2 separate regions of the Homo sapiens genome follow, and region 2 is linked to region 1. Evidence: chromatin loops called from intact Hi-C (ENCODE). Cell type or tissue: Calu3. All regions are shown on one strand. Each heading gives the region's core, and the rest is flanking DNA. Links, peaks and the distances in the headings are about the cores only. Region 1 has its middle 730 kb from the start of FAM239C. Region 2 has its middle 670 kb from the start of LINC03070.

Region 1 (9,740 bases), core at 2,732-7,731:
TGGAGAAAGGAGGTGATCCGTTCAGCAGGGAAGGGATATCTCCTTCCTTTTCTTTTATAAACAGATAATATTTGTTTTGTTCTGATCTCTCAATCTAAGAAATGTGTTAGGCTGCTTGCTTAAGGCAATTGACCTGGTTCTCATTGTATTTCCCCAGGGTAAAAACTAGGGCAGAGGGCGAGAACACACTTCTTATTTGTTGTGTGGTTTTTAATAAAAAAAATCTGTCTCTGAACCAGAACACCTTGTGTGCACATTCTTGTTAACCAATGAAGATGCTAAAATTCATGCTGATAGGTGCAAAGCTAGCTGGGACCTACACCTTGTGTTTGTCATATTTCTATACTGTCCTTGTCAGAGGCATTTGAACCAGAGCAACTCCATCTTGAATAGGGGCTGGGTAAAATAAGGCTGAGACGTGCTGGACTGCATTTCTTGTAGGGTAAGCATTCTAAGTCATAGTATGAGAGAGGTTGGCAGAACTGGTATCACAGGTCACAAAGACCTTGCTGATAAAACAGGATGTGATAAAGAAGCTGACCAAAACTGGCCAAATCCAAGATGGTGACAAAAGTGACCTCTGGTCGTCCTCACTGCTCATATGCTAATTATAATGCATTAGCAGCTAAAAGACACTCCCTCCAGTGCCGTGACAGTTTTCAAATGCCATGGCAGTGTCCAGAAATTACCCTCTATGGTCTATAAAGGGGAGGAAACCTCAGTTCCAGGAACTGCCCACCCCTTTCCCAGAAAACTCATGAATAATCCACCCCTTGTTTAGCCTACAATCAAGAAATAACTAAAATTATACTCAGTCAGCAGCCCAAGCCACTGCTCTGCCTATGGAATAGCCATTCTTTATTCCTTTACTTTCTTAATAAACTTGCTTTCACTTTACTCTATGGACTTACCCTGAGTTCTTTCTTTTGCGAGGTACAAAAACCCTCTCTTGGGGTCTGGTTCAGGACCCCTTTCTGGTAACATCCTCATCAAATAAATTAGTGGGCTCTGTATCATTTTCTGTGGAATGAAAGAGTTTAACATCAAGATTATGGTTTTTTTAAATTTCAATATGAGCTGCAATTCAGCTGTGAAACCACCTATTCCTGCTGCATATTTCAATAGTAGATCTTTAATGGGCTTGACATTTACTTCCATGAAAACCAGCTAATTTAGGTTTCTCAATTTTCTTCCATCAAATTTGGTAATTTTTCTTTCCCACAAAATCATCTGCTTCTTCTATGTTTTCAAATTAAATGTCGTAGATTTTCATGTAGTTTTTTATTGTTAATATCTATTTCTTTAAATTCCTCTGTGTTTGTTTTAAGCCCCTTTTTTATAACATAATCTTGCTATTTGTTTCCTTGCAATCCATCGGACTCACAGAAGCTTTATCTATTTTATTTCATTGTATAATTTTAAGAAATTATCTTGGGTGATAGGTACAATTTTTATTTCCCATTTCATTAATTTCAGCTTTAAGCTTTATTAGCATTTTTCTATTTAATTTCATGTTGTTTTGTTCTTTAATTTATTCAAACAAATATTGAGTTCCTTTTCGTCTCTCATTTCTCTTAGATAATAAAGGCATTTGAGGCTGTGTTTTCCTTAAAGTGTTCCTAAAACTGCTTTTGCAAAAATTATAACAGTGAGAAAATTATGACAGTGAAAAGGCATCTGCCCTAACTGACTCCATGTTGCTCTTAAACTCCAAGCGGTCTTTGTTCATTCCTGGACATCTGAACTAACTTTGGGAGGAATTTTGTTCATAGTTTAACTTTGACAAAGATAATAGCCCTTTCCTGAAACAAACCACCTTCTTGCCTGGGGACCAGACTGCCTTTGTAGGATGAAGAAATGAAGCCCAAAATTAGAAATTATGTTTTAGGACTCATGAAGCCAGAGGCCACAATATTCTAAACCTTCCCAGTTACTCCTAAGGATAACATCACTATCGTAAAACCTAAGATTGATGCTTGAGATATTTTTCAGATGCTGCACTCGATGAATCAGCTGCCACCACCCAGTAAACTGGCTCAACTGGTCTTGTGGCCCCCACGCAGGAACTGACACAGCGCAAAAGCACAGCTTCAACTCCCTATGACTTCATCTTCAACCCAACCAATCAGCACTCCCCACTCTGTGGCCCTCTGCTTGCAAAATTATCCTTAAAAATCCCTAGTCTCCAAATCTTCAGGGAGGCTAGTTTGAGTAAAAACTCTGTCTCCTATGTGGCATGGCTGGCCTTGCACCAATTAAACTCTTTCTTTACCGCAATGCCATGGATTTACTTTGTGCAGAGGGCAGGAAGAACCCGTAGAGCAGTTACACTCTTACTGCTGAAGGCTACGCTGTTGATGTAATGTTGTCATTATAGTTACTCTCAGATATTTTATAGGTTCAGATTTGATACCTTCTTTGAATACAGAGTTAGATTACATTCCTTAATTTGTAAACAATGTGGAAGTTTAGGGTCAATTATCTGTGCTTATTTATATCTTATTTAGGTTATGATTTCAGCATACAGCACACACAATTTTCACTTTTTCAGATTTGTTGAAGTTTCTTATATGCAAATTATATTGATACTGTATATGTGTATGTTCTCAATAATGCATATGGCCATTATATGTACATAAAGATATTATGACATATATATATGCATGTATATGCCTGTGTGTATATATGCATAAATGAGAGGCATATTAAATTGAACCTATCATTTGAATTCTTATGTTTTTCTCTTTCCTTATTTTTCACTGTTAGATTTACTAATTTCTCAAATTCATGAAGTAGTAGAGGCATGCAAACTATGCCTCTATAAATATAATCTTAAAAATTTCCCCTTTCACTCCTAATGATTTTTGTTTCACTCATTTAGCTGTTATTTTTACTTAATGTAAATAAAATTACTCTCATTACATTTTTTTAACACTAGATCTCTTCTTGACAAATTCTTATTGCCTCTGCTACATAGCATTGTTTTCTGAAACTTTTTTATCACTTTATTTTTTAGTATGCTTGCATAAATAGGATGCAGCTTAGTTTTTGTAATATGGATGAGGTAATTCAGTTCATTAATAATTAATGAGTCATTTTTCTATTCTTCTCATTATATCTCATATTTAACATAATTAGCATGTAATGATATTCTTTCTCCTATTTCAAGTCACCACTGTTTCCGCATCTTAGAATCTCTGTTTCAGTAGATTGATGTTAAGGAGAGAGTTGCATTTTTTATCTGGATCTCCTTAAGTCCTAGGTCCTGTTTTGTTATTCAAATTGACTTCAAGGTCTGAGCATCTGTTTTCTGGACTTCTGCAGGCTCTGCTGCATTTCTTGCTCCAGCTGCTGGCCCCCTTGTATTTGGGGGATCCCTTATCCTAGACCCCTTTGTTGCTGGAGTACCTACACTGCTGCCCTCCACAAAGCAGAATGTGCGGTGGCGTCCATGCCTGTGAACCTACAGGGTTCAAACAGCCAGAAAGTCCGTGTCACAGGTATACCTGGTCAAGTCTCTCTATTCCCAAGTGTATTCACACGTCCAGGTTGTTTTTTTGTTTTGCTTTTTTGAGATGGAGTCTGCTCTGTTACCCAGGCTGGAGTGCAGTGGCACAATCTCGGCTCACTGCAACCTCTGCCTCCGGGGTTCAAGTGATTCTCCTGCCTCAGCCTTCCAAATAGCTGGGATTACAGGTGCGCACCACTACGCTTGACTAATTTTTGTATTTTAAGTAGAGATGGGGTTTTGCCTTGTTGGTCAGGCTGGTCCCAATCTCCTGACGTTAAGTGATCTGCCTGCCCACCTCGGCCTTCCAAAGTGCTGCAATTACAGGCATGAGCCACCGTGCCCAGCCTACACTTCCAGGTTTAAAGCAAAGATAAATCAAGCTACCTATCCACTTCCTCTTAGCTTTGATAATGGAAAAACCAAACTCTGTCAAATATTTTAAAAGTTTATTCTGAGCCAATATGAGTGACCACGGCCTGGGGAAACAGTCTTAGGAGGTCCTGAGAAAGTGTGCCCGAGGCAGTTACAGTTTGGTTTTATACATTTTAGGGTGACAGGAAATGTAGGTGACATCATTAATCACTACATGGAAAGTGTACATTGGTTCAGCCTAAAGAGGCAGGATCTCTTGAAGTGGGGCCTTACAGGTCATAGGTAGATTTAAAGATTTCTGATTGGCAATTGGTTGAAAGAGTTAAGTTTTGTCTAAAGAGTTGAAGTCAGTAGAAATAAATGCTAAGATAAAGGGCGAGGAGTTGTGGAAGCCAAGGTACTTATCATGTAGAAGACACCTCCAGGTAGCAGCCTTCAGAGAGAACAGATGGTAAATGTCTCTTTTCAGACCTTTCAAGGTGTCAGACTTAGAGTTAATCTTTCCTAGATACAGCAAAGTCCTGGCTGTATGAATGGAGATTCTCCACAGATGCAAATTTCTGCCAGGAAAGATGGTTTTGCAGGGCCATTTCAAAATATGACAAAGAAATCTATGTTGGGGTGAGATATTTTGATTTCCTTCCGGGTCTGCTATCTGTCATACGATGCTATACCAGAGTCAGGTTGGAATTTGGTAATTTCCTGTCCCAGGGGTCTGTTTTGTCAGTCTTTTGAGCCGTACTTTAATGTGAATGCTGGTGGGTTGTGCCTAGACTCCAAAAGGCAGGAGGGGTAAGGAAGGACGTATGTCTGACCTCTCTTCCTGTCATGGCTGGGAATCCAGTTTTTCAGGTTTCTCTGGGGTCCCTTTGGCCCAGAGGGGGTTTGTTCAGTTAGTTGAGGAGCTTAGGATTTTATTTTTGGTTTACAGTCTTTTAAGTACTAGGGAGCAATAGCACACTAACTCAGAGAGGAAAGGAAAAATTTTTTGAGAGCCTGCCTCTTTTGCAGTGAACTGGACTCCACTTTGTACTTCTGGGCTCCTCAAATTTTGTATTGAATCTCACTAGGGCAATTGGAGGAAAGCTTCGTTCAAGTACTCCTTGTCCTAAATGGCTTTAGGTCCAAGCAACCATTAGGACAGGCCTCTCCCTAGAGACAAGAGGGTTAGAGCAGCAGTCCCAAACCTTTTTGGTACCAGGGACCAGTTTCAGGGAAGACAATTTTTCCATCAACCAGTGGCAGGGGGATGGTTTCAGGATGATTCAAGAGCATTACATATATTGTGCACTTTATTTCCACCATTATTACATTGTAATATATAATGAAATTATTCTACAGCTCATCATAATGTAAAATCAGTGGGATCTTTGAGCATGTTTTCCTGCAGTCAGACAGTCCTATCTGGGGGTGATGGGAGACAGTGATAGATCATCAGGAATTAGATTCTCATAAGGAGCACGCAACCTAGATCCCTCACATGCGCAGTTCACAATAGAGTTTGCACTCTTATGATAATCTACTGCTGCCACTGATCTGCCAGGAGGTGGAGCTCAGGTGGTAATGTGAGCCATGGGGAGCAGCTGTAAATACAGATGAAGTTTTGTTTGCTCACTCGCCACTCACCTTCGGCCATGTGGCCTGGTTCCTAACATGCCACGGACTGGTATCTCTAACCTGGGGCTCCCCAACCCCCAGGCCACAGTACCAGTCTGTGGCCTGGGGGTTGGGGAGCCCCAGGTTAGAGGATTCTCCCCCTTGGTTAAGAGAATGAACAATGTCTGGTGACCTGGCATCTGTAGCCCACTGAGAGTAGATTGAAGGAGGGAGCAAATTGTTATTCTTTATTGTGTTGGAGATGCAATGCTATTTTTAACAGAAAAATTGAACACATATATGTTTATCTGTTGGTTCCACACACATATCCTTCTGAAAACCTTCACTATTTTGCCACACAAACTATGCAAAAATGCACTTTAATATAATGCCAAAAGATGGCTTGACAATGTGTTTTCTTAATAAATGTAAGAAAGCTACACATTTAGCCTAGCAGTATGATTTGTTTTTGTGTATTATGCCTGCTTTGTAAAGAATTGCTTAATATTGCATTTATAAATATTAGAATAAGTCTCTACTTTCTATGAATACATGTTTCTTTTGGAGAAGCAAAATTTATCAGCTTGTGATTCACTCTTTTATTTTGTATATGTAAAAATGTTTGCTCCTTTATTTTTCTGCTCTTAAAAATATAGAAGCCATAGTGCATTTAAATTGTAACAAAAGTACCATCTTTGAGCTCACATATTTTGAAGAGCAACAATAATCTAGGTTTTTGTTAGCCTCCCAATTAAATTCTGACTAGGGTTATTAGTGTTCTAAACTGAATTTTATTGCAGTGCTTAAATGCATACAATAATTCATCAACAATGAAGTCTCAAGTATTTTTATTTTATGTTTTGAAGGGTTTTTTTAACGTTATCTACAAAAGGAGATGTTTTAGAGAGCTTTTTACTGATGTTTCTTCTAAAACATTAAATGAAAATCTAATAAGGCTCTGTTTCCATTACATTTATGCCACTTCTAAGAGGTGCAAGAAAGCTAGATCCTGGCTGGGTGAGGTGGCTCATGTCCGTAATCCTGGCACTTTGGGAGGCTGAGGTGGGAGGATGGCTCAAGCCCAGGAGTCTGAGACCAGCCCAGACAACATAGCGAGACTCAGTCTCTACAAAATATAAAAGAAAAAAAATATTAGCCAGACGTGGTGGCACACATCTGTGGTTCCAGCTACTCCAAAGGCTGAAGTGGGAGGATTGCTTGAGCCCAGTAGGTTAAGGCTGCAGTGTGCTGTGATTGCACTTCTGCACTCAAGCCTGGGTGACAGAGTGAGACCCTGTCTCAAAAAAAGAAAAATAAAGCTAGATTCTCAAAATGTTTCTACTCTAAAGAAATGTTTCTTTTTGTTACATGTTGCTGTGATGAACACACAAAAGCGAAGTTGATTGTGTATTTAGAATCTTCCTCTATTTTAATTTCTAGAATGCTGAGTCATACTGAGCTATTAAGTCAGGGAAACAACTAGAAAAAAATAGTTTGGGCAAACACAGTTACATAATATTTCTCTGTTATTGAAGGCAGAACAAACGTAAAAAGATGAAAAATTGCATTTAATGGGAAGAATAAAAAGAAAGTTAATCTGAAGAACAGGAAACGAAATAGCAAATCAAAAGCTGATTGAACTGAGAGAGAAAGAAAATCGTGAGATCTTGAAAGTTTGCTTAGGCATTGCAGGTGATAATAAACAATACTGTTAATGCGTTTGTGAGTTATTTCCAATCTGGAATTTTATTTCTCAAGCAAGAGTAAACAGTGAATCATGGTGTCAAATTATTGTAAGCATTTGAAAATACCCAAAGGAGAAAGTAAGCAAATATGTGAAATATAAAACACGGAAATATTCACTTCTAAAGTAAGACCGCATACCATTAGGTTTAAACTATTCAGAAAAAGAATCAGAAGTGACATGAAAGCATACCATTTAAGGTATTAAGTTTAATCTCTGTAAAGACAGTTTAAACCTGACATTCACTGATACCGTATTTTTAAAACTAATTTTGGTAGAATTAGAGATTCATAGGAATTTGTGAAGATAGCACAGAGGTCTTGTATACCCTTCAACCAGGTTTTCCTAATGGCAATACCTTATTTACCTATACTACAATGTCAAAGAAATTAATATGGGTCCAATGTATATATAGTTTTATGACATAATTTTTCTCATGTCTACTTTTGAGGAACCACCACTGAAAAGATACAGAACTATTTCATTACCATAAAAATCCCTTTTTCTAATGAAACTGGTTCACCTCTGACATGGTTTGGCTATGTCCCTACCTAAATCTCATCTTGAATTGTAGCTCCCATAATCTGCACATGGTGTGGGAGGGACCTAGTGGGAGGTAATTGAATCATGGGGGTGGGTTTTTCCTGTGCTGTTCTGGTTATAGTAAATAAGTCTCATGAGATCTGCTGGTTTATAAAGGGCAGTTTCCCTGCACACGATCTCTTGCCTGCCACCATGTAAGAGGTGCCTTTGCTCCTCTTTTTGCCTTCTGCCATGATTGTGAGGTCTTCCCAGCCATGTGGAACTGTGAGTCCATTAAACCTCTTTTGCTTTATAAATTACCCAGTCTTGGGTATGTCTTTATTAGTGGCGTGAGAACAGATTAATACAACCTCCTCTCCACTATCCACAACCCTTGGCAATGCTAATTATTACAATTATTTCTAGAATTTTGTCACTATAAGTGGAGTAATACAGTATAAGATCTTTTGAATGGGCTTTTATTGACTTAACACACATGGCATTCACCCAAGTTGTTGAGTATGTAAATCTTTTTCTTTGATTTAATGGCCGAATAAAATGTTGTGAAGATGCCATTTTGTTGAACCATTCCATTTCCTTCAAGTCAGATAAAAAGTTTTTTCAAAAAATACATAAATTTACATATTCTACAAATTTTACTTCTTTCTTTTTTGCAAGTCAGGGTCTCATTCAATCATTCGGGCTGGTGTACAGTGGCATCATCTTGGTTCACTGCAGCTTCCACCTCCCAGGCTCAAGTGATCCTCTCACCTCAGACTCCCAAGGAGCTGGGACCACAGGCACAAGCCACCACACCTAGCTAATATTTTTATTTTTGTAGAGACCTGCTTTTTCCATGTTCCCCAGGTTGGTCTCAAACTCCTGGGCTCAAGTGATCTTCCCTCCTCAGCCTCCCAAAGTTCAGAGAATACACATGCAAGCCACCACGCCCAGCCTAAGATTTGACTTTCAGTAAGATTTGTGTTACTCTTTTCTCGGTAAATATGTCTACAGGTTTAATAATATGTGTGATACCATTTTAATTTACGATTGCATTTCTAGTTATCATATACTATTTTCAAAATAACTGAAAAGTGACCTTTTATACACATCCCTTGTATCCAACCATGTTGGAAAACCTATGTATTAGCCACACTCACTTACTAATGTTTATTAGATAAGAATAAACATATTTTTTCTTACTCTTCTAATTATTCCAATGCCTTGTCTTATTATACTAGCAGAACCTCCAAAAAGGTGTTTCTATCATTTTCTCCTCAAATTTCAATGCGATTTTGGTTTCATTAATTTGATATGTGGCTTCGTACACAAACATATATCATATACATATGATATATGTGATATATAGATAAATACATATCATATATATGACATATAGATACATAGATATGTATCATATATATCTGTATATATAATATAGATATATTTATGATTTATACCTTATACCTTTTTTTCCCAAAACACAATATAGCACTTAGGATGCTTTCAAATTTAATAATTAAAAACATAACTAAATAAAAGTAGCTTGAACAATAAGGGTTTATATTTCTCAGGTAAAAAGAAAGAGGCCAGAAAACACTTCCAGGACCTGTTAATTCAGCAACTCAACAATTCCAGGGGTCTTAATCAGTTTCTTTCTTTGCCTTTTTTTTTTTTAACTCTTCTTTTTCTTATTGCAATTGTTTTGTCCTCAAAGTGGCTGCAGTGGCTCTGAGTATCACATAATATACATACAATGTTCAAAGCCAGAAAAGAGCAGAGGCTTTTTTATTGCATGCACCCATCTGTGTTTATTCAAGGCTGGGGGTCCCAGCATTTATCTTCCAAATCTCAATGAAGAACCTCAATTCTGCTCCATCTGCTGTGAACACGACCAATCAATCCTTTTCTTAAAATTTACATTTCCATGTGGGTATTTTCTTGTGTCTTAGTTTATTGTTTTCCTTTTTAATTGCTTTACTGTGTATCATTTCA
Region 2 (9,740 bases), core at 1,754-6,753, 380 kb before region 1:
GGTAGAGTCAACTCCAGTATGTCATTGGGAGTGAACTTAAACATTTTCTAAAGTGAATATTATCATTATATGTTATAATACATTTTGAAATATTGTTATATTTCAGAACTTTTTTAAATTTAGGGAAATATAAACAGAAAAATGGTAGTTACCTCACATCTCACTACCTGGAGATAATTCCTGTTCATGCTTGCATAGAAAGATCTCTGAAAAGAGGAGGAGGCTGGGCACAGTAGCTCACACCTGTAATCCCAGCACTATGAGAGGCAGAAGCAAGATCATCTGAGAACAGACTGAGCAACATAGCTAGACCCCATCTCTACAAAAAAGTTACATATTTAGTTAGGTGTGGTGATCCATCCCTGTAGTCCCAGATACTTGGGAGGCTAAAGAGGGAGGGTCACTTGGGCTCTGAAGGTCAAGACTGCAGTGAGCTGTGATCATGCCACTGTACTCTAGCATGGTTGACAGAGCAAGATCCTTCCTTAAAAAAAAAAGAAAGAAAGTAAAAAAAGGAGAGAGATTTTTTCAAATGACAGACAGAATGAGAGAGCAAACTGTACTGGCTACTTTATATTCTGCTTCTGTAACAGAGTCATGTATTCTTTAAAGTGTATCTTTTAATGACTACATAGTATTCTGTGCTTTGGCTTAGACCACAGTTTACATTTTATAAAATTTCTTTGTTGCATCTCTCACCATTTATCTTCTGTTTCTGGTGTGGGGATGAGAGAGCTGCAGATTTTATCACTGACAAAGCAGAGGGATTGGCATGGAACTCCTTGGGTAATTAGAAATTCTTAATGACTAGCTTCAATCGTGAGGCAAGGTAAATAAACCATCTGTGACTGAGGGCAAGAAATCTCATAGCTCCTGCAAGGTGATAATACTGGAGTGCATTTTCATACCTAGGGAACCATATGATTTAAAAAAAAAAAAAACTGGAAGTGAGAACTGAACAATTTTGTAAAAGGCAAGATGGAAAGGAAGAACTGTGCAATAAAAGTATTTTGCACAGATGAAGCAAAGCCATTTATGTCATAACCTTAGCTTTACACACTGTTTCAGTGATTTAACATTTTACTTACCACTATCTCAAAGTACAGTCAAAGTGATATTGATCTATAATTTTCTTAAGCATAAAGTTCTGGTTTATGCAGGCAAAAAGCTTTCACTAGAAACATGAAATTGTAGTGGGTTGCCCAATTTCTATTTTGTGGAAGAGTTTCTATAATTTTAAAGGTAAATGTAGCTTGAATGTTTCAGCTGGACTTAATAGTATAATATTATAGCCACAACAAGAAAATTTAAAATTAACAAGTCAACTATTTTAAAGGTTGCAGATCTATTCAAATTTTGTTTATATTTAGTATAAATTTTAAAAGTTATATATTTCTGAGAATATTTTATCTTCATTTCAAATTTATTGCCTTACAGATGTTCATAAAATCTCATGCCTTTAATTTTGCTGTGTATGCAATTTTGACCACATTTTCACATGTAATATTGTCCTTTCTTTTCAGATAAGGACAATAAGTTTCCAGAATGAATGCTTTTGGAACATAATTTCCTACAAGCATTTGGAAGTAATTGTATATCCAAGTTTTGGTGGGCATTGTTTTATATAAGTCCATGATATAAAAATCTTCAACTGTACTCTTTCAACAAATAACTGTTTTGCTACTACTTGTCCTGAAATTCAATTATTCCTTTTTATCCAAAGGTTATAAGCCCAGCAATGCCTTCAAATGCTAAAAGAGCAGATAATCTATTCCATATGGGCACCCTTAAATATGTTTTCTGCAATGATAACCAATAACAAATATTGCGTTATTAAAATTTACAGCAACAAATGTTAGCTTAATATTTTAAGGAGGAAGGAAATCACTGCAGGTTATCTGTTGCTTACAAAATTGTTGGAAAGACTAAAGGAGCATTTCTAGACTCCATCTATTCAAATAATTATCAAAATATTACAAAAATACCCCACCTGAGGAACAAATGCCTGTGAGGCTGGGAGTTAGAACCTTCTTTACAGTTGTTCTCAAACATGTAGAACCTGGAGAATGAAGATCCAAACTGTAATACAGACACTAGGCACAGATGAAGAAATCCCTGAGGTGGTCATGACTGATTACCCTCTTTAAAGAGTGTATATGATTAAAAAAATAAGAAAACTGCCTTTGCAAAACCTCATGTTTCCATAAACGTGTTTACCTACAACAACAGCAGAGACCTGAAACCTCCACATCTAGAAAATGGCACTTTGGTTTAGCCAACCTGGAGATGTAACCCACCTTCCTATTTGGAGATCTGTCCATTCCTTCAGGCTGTTTATCTAATTCTCTGCATCTAACAGTCTTTTCCATCTTCTACATATCATATTGCTATTCGTCTGCCTATGTATCCTGTCAATCTATTTGTTCATCTATCTCTATCTACCTAGCTATCTAGCTATCTACCTGTCATCTACCAAGTGAATCTGAATCTATCCATTCAACCATCCAACCAGCCACTCTATCTATCTATCTATCTATCATCTATCCATCATCTATCTGAAGCTATCTGTCCATCTATATTCCAAATGTATTTATACTTACTATACAAATCTATTATTTATCCTAATCTGTCTATCCAAATCTATCTATCCATCTATTTCATCTGTTCCTTTCTGTCATTTATCCAGCTATCTACTCATCTATCTTATGTATCTATCTATCTATCTATCTATCTATCTATCTATCTATCTATCTGATCTATCACCATCTATCATCGATTAATCTACCTATCTACCCATCTATTTATGTTTCTATCTATCCATTTTCTATCTATTAATCTGTCATATCTATACATCTATCTATTGATCTGTCTTCTATCTATCCACCTTATCTATCTACCTATCTATCGATCTATCAATCTATCTATTAATTATCTATCTACCCATGGCATCTATCTACTCATGTATATAAATACATATCATCTCTTTAGTGTATGTAGTTCTATCGATATCTGTCTAAGTGGACCAGCTCAAGTGGAACTTTCTCTATGAAGCTTCAGTTAGTTATAGCAAAGTAATATAAGAAAAAAACAAAGAAATCATGATTCTGGTGTTCAATTTTCTCTAGTGCTTTTGACTCTCGCCTCTGTGAAAATACATATATTAATATTCATTGGTTCTTTGAGAACTTATGTCTTTCCATTGATATTCTTGATATACTAAAATTTTGAAATCATCTCAAAATTGTGATTCTAAATGAAGTCATTATCTTCTAAACAAGCTATTTTCCTTATATTTACTGTTTGTTTTTTAATGCTATACTCATGTTCCTAGTAATTCATGAATAAAATATGAACATTTAAAACTTGGCCACTTTTTACAACCTATCCATCAAAAAGACTTTAAAGTGTCTTTCAAATCTCTCCTTTCATTTTTATATCTGCTTTAATTTAGACACTTGATGCTTATTGTCTATTCTCCCACAACAGTCTTCATTCTTTCTCACCTTAAATACTTTCTTCATGCTATTAGGACTTTAACATTCCTAAAATAATTTTTTTTTGTAACATCATTGCCTCTTGGTCAAAGTTATTCAATGTGTTCCTGTTATTCAAAAACAGAATTTATCCTTATGTGGATCCAGACTATTTTTCCAATCTTGGTGTTGCTAATTAATGAAGGTTATAGAACTTAATTGGTATGTGTATAGTTTCTCATAATAGCTCTTCTATTAGTTGGAACATAGCTTCTTCAGCACTACTCACGCCACATTGGGAGTCATGTATCCTCTTTGTTATTGGTTACTTATTCTTTTAATATTTGTAATGACAAGTCAGGAAGTAGGATGGCTATCGGCTCTATCCCAGAAGCCTGAGAACATTAATAAACTCATCAGTTTATACCATTTGGGGTGAAGAAATGTTATCTTTGACTCTATGTGCTAGGATGGTGAAAAAAAGTTTTGGAAACCTTAAGTTAGGAATAGTTTTTACTAATTAGCAGTTGCCAAGAACACATGCCTTAAATAAAATAAGAGGACTTTTATTTCTTATGCAAGCTTTCAAGACTTAGGTGGGAGATTCATGGCATTGGAATCCAGCTTTCTCCTGTATTGCTGTTCAGCTTTAACTTGAGCTGTTGAGAAAGAAAAGTTAAGTAGTTAGGGTGGGTCCTTGGTAAAACTCCTTTAAGCAGAGAAACAGCCTGTAAAACCAGGCTTCAGGCACAGATAAGGAAACTTGCACAAACCTCTGGCCCACGGAGATAAAGGAATGAGGCCCAACATAGAAATGCCTTTGTTCTTTGTGCTTAAGACGTGCCCCCAGCTACACTGATAAGGAAAAAAGATGCAACATAGAAATGCCTTTGTTCTTTTTATAACCAGCAGGCTTACAGGAAATAGTCTCTTCTCCTTCTGTGGGCATATACACAGCAGTTCCAGTGGGTTCCGGTGGGCACTTTCCTTTCCTTTTTTGAACATGCTTTGGATTGTGAGACAAGCCTCCATGAATCATCACTTTAGCATCTGATTGGTCCTGGGCCAAGTTCCTGCTAAGCTTTCACTTCAGCTCCTGATTTGTCCCGGGCCAAGGTCCCAGGCCAAGCTGAGTAGCCTCTATGTGTCATCACTTCAACTGCTGATTACTCCCGGGCCAAGCTGAGTAATGCCTTCTCCAAGACCAATCAACACATTCCTTACCTTCCCAGTCCATAAAAACCCCAGACCCCAGCCAGGCGTGGTGGCTCACCCCTGTAATCCCAGCACTTTGGGAGGTCAAGGTGGGCGGATCACGAGGTCAAGAGATTGGGACCAGCCTGGTCAAACATGGTGAAACCCCGTCACTACCAAAAATACAAAAATTAGCCAGGCATGGTGGCGTGCACCTGTAATCCCAGCTACTCAGGAGGCTGAGGCAGGAGAATCGCTTGAACCCAGGAGGCGGAGGTTGCAGTGAGCCAAGATTGTGCCACTGCACTCTAGCCTGTGTGACAGAGTGAGATTCCATCTCAAAAAAAAAATCCCAGACCACAGCCTCATAGTGGGCAACCCACTCAGGACCCCCTCTCTGCTGTGGAGAGCTTTCTTCTTTTCCTCATTAAACTTTTGTCCAACCTCACCCTTTGTGTCCACACTTCTTAATTTTCTTGGCCGTGAGACAAAGAACTCAGGGTGATACCTCATGAGAGACTGCTGCATTGCGGTGCATTGGCAAAACTGCAACACTGTGATTGTCTTCATGCATGATGTAAAATGCTCGCTAACATGCCTATATTCTTGCCAAGAAGGAATTGGCTGATACAGAGTGGATTGCACACAGAAGCCTTCAAGAGCTTCCCTGGGGCTTCACACAGCCTTTCTGCCAGTATCTTATTGACCAGAAACTACCCATACTAAGCTTCCAGGGCACACGCACACACAAAACAGTCTCTATTTTCAGTAGCTTTGTGTCTAACTAAAGACACAGAAGATTTTTTGGTATTGTTTTGCTCTGTTTTCCTAAATTAAAAAGTCAGAGGAAACAACTGAACTTCTCTATCCCAACTATCAATCACCCACAGTAAAATACATGGTGGATGAAATTCATACTTGAAGAATCCAAGGATTTAAAATGTTGGATTTTAGACCAGTATTGGTTAGAGTTCATTATACTGAAAGTAAGAGTAAAAAGTGTTTTTTCTTTTTAGAAGTCATAGAACTATCTCTTTTTAAGAAAATGGACTTCGATATAAATGTTGATGTATTAAAAAGTAAAGTAAAAGATTGTATGCCTCCATATGCAATCTCTGGGAGGTTGTGAAGCCAACAGTAGGTATTACCATGGGAAAAAGATTGCTAGAGCCCTTTAGAGTCTATTTATGTCATACTAATTTGGCTTTGCTCATGGTACTTGTGCATGCACAGGTAGTGTTGGAGGAATGATAATCGGATGGTGTGGCTTGCACTCAATGCAGACTTCCAAGACTGTACTGGAATACAGATATAAAATGTAAGAACAAATTGAAGGCCCCAAAAATATCTTGTGACACAAACAGAAGCCAATACAGCTGCATATCAATATTAATATTCCCCTATGAATTTTTAAAAAGGTAGCCATAGAAATAGAATGGAATATAACCATGTTTCACCATGGGATATTGTATTGCTTCCATTTTCTTAACATCAGATTGATCAAAATGCTATATTTTGGTTTAGTGAATCTATGATTACACAGTTCCTTAAAAAAAATTAAAACCTTGCTTTCTAGTAGACCTTTAAAGTTGCACTATGTTTTGTTGTTTTATAGGTAAAATGGTCTGAAAATTAAGTACATTCAATAATGCCTACTGCTAGATCCTCTTACACAAAGAAAAATGTGTAAGATGCCATAGGCTATTAAATATTAATGTTTGGCAGAGGAAGTGTATTAGGGTTCTCTAGAAGGACAGAACAAATTATATATATATATAAGTTTATTGAGGAGTATTAACTCACACTATCACAAGGTCCTACAACAGGCTATCAGGCCATCTGCAAGCTGAAGCGCAAGGAAGCCAGCCGGAGTCCCGAAGCTGAAGAACTTGGAGTTTGACGTTCCAGGGCAGGAAGCATCCAGCCCGGGAGAAAGATGTAGACTGAGAGGCTAATACAGTCTAGTCTTTTCACATTTTTCTGCCTGGTTTATATTCTGGCCAACCTGGCAGCTGATTAGATGGTGCCCACCCAGATTAAGGGTGGGTCTGCCTTTCCAGCCACTGATTCAAATGTTAATCTCTTTTGGCAACACCCTCATGGACACACCCAAGATCAATACTTTGCCTCCTTCATTCCAATGAAGTTGACGCTCAGTGTTAACCATCACAGGGAGAGAGTGTCAAGATTCCCTGTGAGAAGAAACCTATATATTATCTCTCTACAAAAACGTACTTTTGAACATGCGTACATTTTCCATATAATTTGAAGGGCTTAGTGATAAGTGCTCATGTAGCAATATTTGTTTTTCACAAAATCAGATAGAACTAGATAAACCTGACGGCAACACTTTCAATTTCCAACATGCTCGTTCAGCAGAGTGCAACCATTATCCCTTCCCAGTGTTATCAAGAAGATTAAATGAAATCACAAAATAAAAGTAACTACAATTATTTAACATCATTTTAAAAAATTCTACATTATAGTAAAGTTTCCATTGCAAGAATTAATGTGTTATTCAGATTCACTAACTTTGTGTCTATCTCAAACTCTATCACAAATTTCATTAACCTCTAGGGCTTGATATTAAAGAAAGAAAGAAAGAAAAGAGGCCGGGTGCGGTGGCTCACGCCTGTAATCCCAGCACTTTGGGAGGCCGAGGTGGGCGGATCACAAAGTCAGCAGATCGAGACCATCCTGGCTAACACGGTGAAACCCCGTCTCTACTAAAAATACAACAAATTAGCCGGGCGTGGTAGCACGTGCCTGTAGTCCCAGCTACTTGGGAGGCTGAGGCAGGAGAATCGCTTGAACCAGGGAGGCAGAGGTTGCAGTGAGCCGAGATCATGCAACTGCATTCCAGCCTGGGTGACAGAGCAAGACTCCATCTCAAAAAAAAAAAAAAAAGAAAAGAAAAGAAAAGAAAGAATGTTTATTTTGCTGTTATGTAATTTCCCTGATGCCTCAAATTTTGGATAGAAAATAGAAAAGACATTAAGTAATTTTGAATCAAGTAAGAATCATATAAATTATCAGACTACTTTCAGTACGTAAAGCACCTCACATTTCTGCATGTGTGTGTGTAAAAATAATCGTAATGTTATAAAGATTTGGAACTTCAAGCAATTATGGCAGGTGTCCAAATTTTCTCTATATAAAAGGGTTAATCTTAATTGGGGTCAGCCCAGTTTAAAAGCTTTAAGTTGTTAGTTTATTCTATCTATAATGCCTTTTGTAACACTCTATTCTACTTAGTCTACAATGAAGACACCCTAAAGCTGTGTCTGCTCTTGAAAATACATTATTTTTAAGAGTTATTTTTCACGTTTGAGTAATTTTGTTCTGTTGGGATTACATCTAGAATGTTACATATAGGATGATGATCTCAACTTTATGAATAAAGTTATTGTGATTGATTACCATGATAAGCATAGGTTATAATTATAGCTAAATTAATGTGATGACTTACTATTAGCTAGATCCTCTCCAAATGCCAGTAAATGGAATATTAAACTCTCAGCAGATCTCTGAAAATGACTATATATTGAGCAGATTGAAATTAATTATGTTTAGAGAAATTTTGGAACTAGCTCAAGATCACTGACTGAGTCGAAATTCAAAATTGATTTTATCCAAATATTTAGCACCTCTAATACCTTTAAATATAGTGAAACACACACACACATATATAGAAACAGATACACACATACATACACATTTATACAATTATCTCATATACAGAAATTTTGTTACATATTTTTATTTAAAGTCTCTTGCAGAAGTGATGATTCCTGTTCAGATAGAAAATTGTGTAAGCCATTTGTTCTTCTGAGTTGATCAGTTATATCATGATAGCTTTGCTAAACCTATTGGAGAGCAGAGACTGCAAAAAATAAAAAAAAAATCTGAAGCAAACCGTTTGTACATAAACTTCTCTTAGGAAAGAGGGGACACTGGCCATAAAACCACAAGTGATGAAGGAGTCAGACACAGCTAGGTCTAAGGAAAACCCAGCTTAATGCCACAGATTTTGAATGACTGCACATCGATAGGTGTGAAGAATTATCAGCCTCCACAGCCATACAGAAAATTGACAACCACCTCCCAATATTTTTTTCCTTTGGACCGTCACCCAGTGCATATGTGGCATATATTACTATTATTAATTAATAATAATTAATTTTGACAACAGTAGACCATCTTAAACTTAAACTTATGTATGCATAGTCCCAAAGTTCATGTAAGTTGCAAGGAAATTCTATTTGAAATAATGACTCTTCCTATACTACTAAGATTCTAACGAAACTGATAATGAGTTTCCTGGTTACCGTGAAAATCTAATTTGAATTCTGGTACTGAATGAAAACATTTTCTGTATTTCAAATCTAATCATGTTGGTAGGTAAAGCTGAATGTTCACTTGTGATTTCCTGTCACCCATTTTCTTTTCCGTTAGCATGGGAAATATTTTCTTCACTGAAGAGGATTATTTAGGAAAAAATAGATCCTTGACGATAATGAGATTTTTATTCAATTTTTATAATTTCTCCTTTACATGCACCGTCACAATGGGAAAATGCCAAATGCTTCTATTTTCCATTACTTCTATCAAGTTTTACTGTTTTGGATATTTAAATAGCATAAACACTTTGTAACGGATGATTACATGGTTTCCCATTCTACAAAAACAAAACAATGAAAATAATGTAATATGGGATACTCAAACTTCCACAGTTTACTCCTCCTTTAAAACCTCACTGGCTAGAATAAGAAGCAACACAAAATGATTTTCGAACACATGGCGAGAACTTGACCCAAGAGACGAATATACTATATTTTTTCATGCAATTTCAAGAAGGCTATTATCTGAAGAGGTGGCCTTAAAGCAACCTGTGATTTAGGAATTGCCCCAAATGTATTATTCCAAAACAACTGGAATGTCCTTATGAAACACTTGCGCTGACCAGATGCGGCTAGGGTCAGAGTAGTTTCAGATTTTAAATCACCATATGTACCCATCTCTAGCAAATTGCAATAAAATGACACTGAAAGTATAATTGCCTTGAAATAGTTA

Evidence for each region. A loop is a pair of places that touch in the nucleus more often than their neighbours do. Peaks named below come from ENCODE experiments on the same cell type or tissue, not always from the same donor. Only the 100,000 strongest peaks of a DNase experiment are listed, where the experiment ranks them.
Region 2: it touches region 1 in a loop (5-fold over the local background); 1 of 110 quality-filtered maps calls a loop at or near these places.

Annotation. Positions count from the first base shown.
Region 1 is chrX:4,666,528-4,676,267 of GRCh38, reverse strand. No RefSeq gene overlaps it. Among named protein-coding and RNA genes, the nearest start is that of FAM239C, 730 kb to the right of the region's middle. In Calu3, for the core only: no CTCF peak of the experiment used is centred there; a DNase peak (open chromatin) is centred at 5,447.
Region 2 is chrX:5,046,788-5,056,527 of GRCh38, reverse strand. No RefSeq gene overlaps it. Among named protein-coding and RNA genes, the nearest start is that of LINC03070, 670 kb to the left of the region's middle. RefSeq lists an enhancer at 3,886-5,085. In Calu3, for the core only: no CTCF peak of the experiment used is centred there; a DNase peak (open chromatin) is centred at 4,527.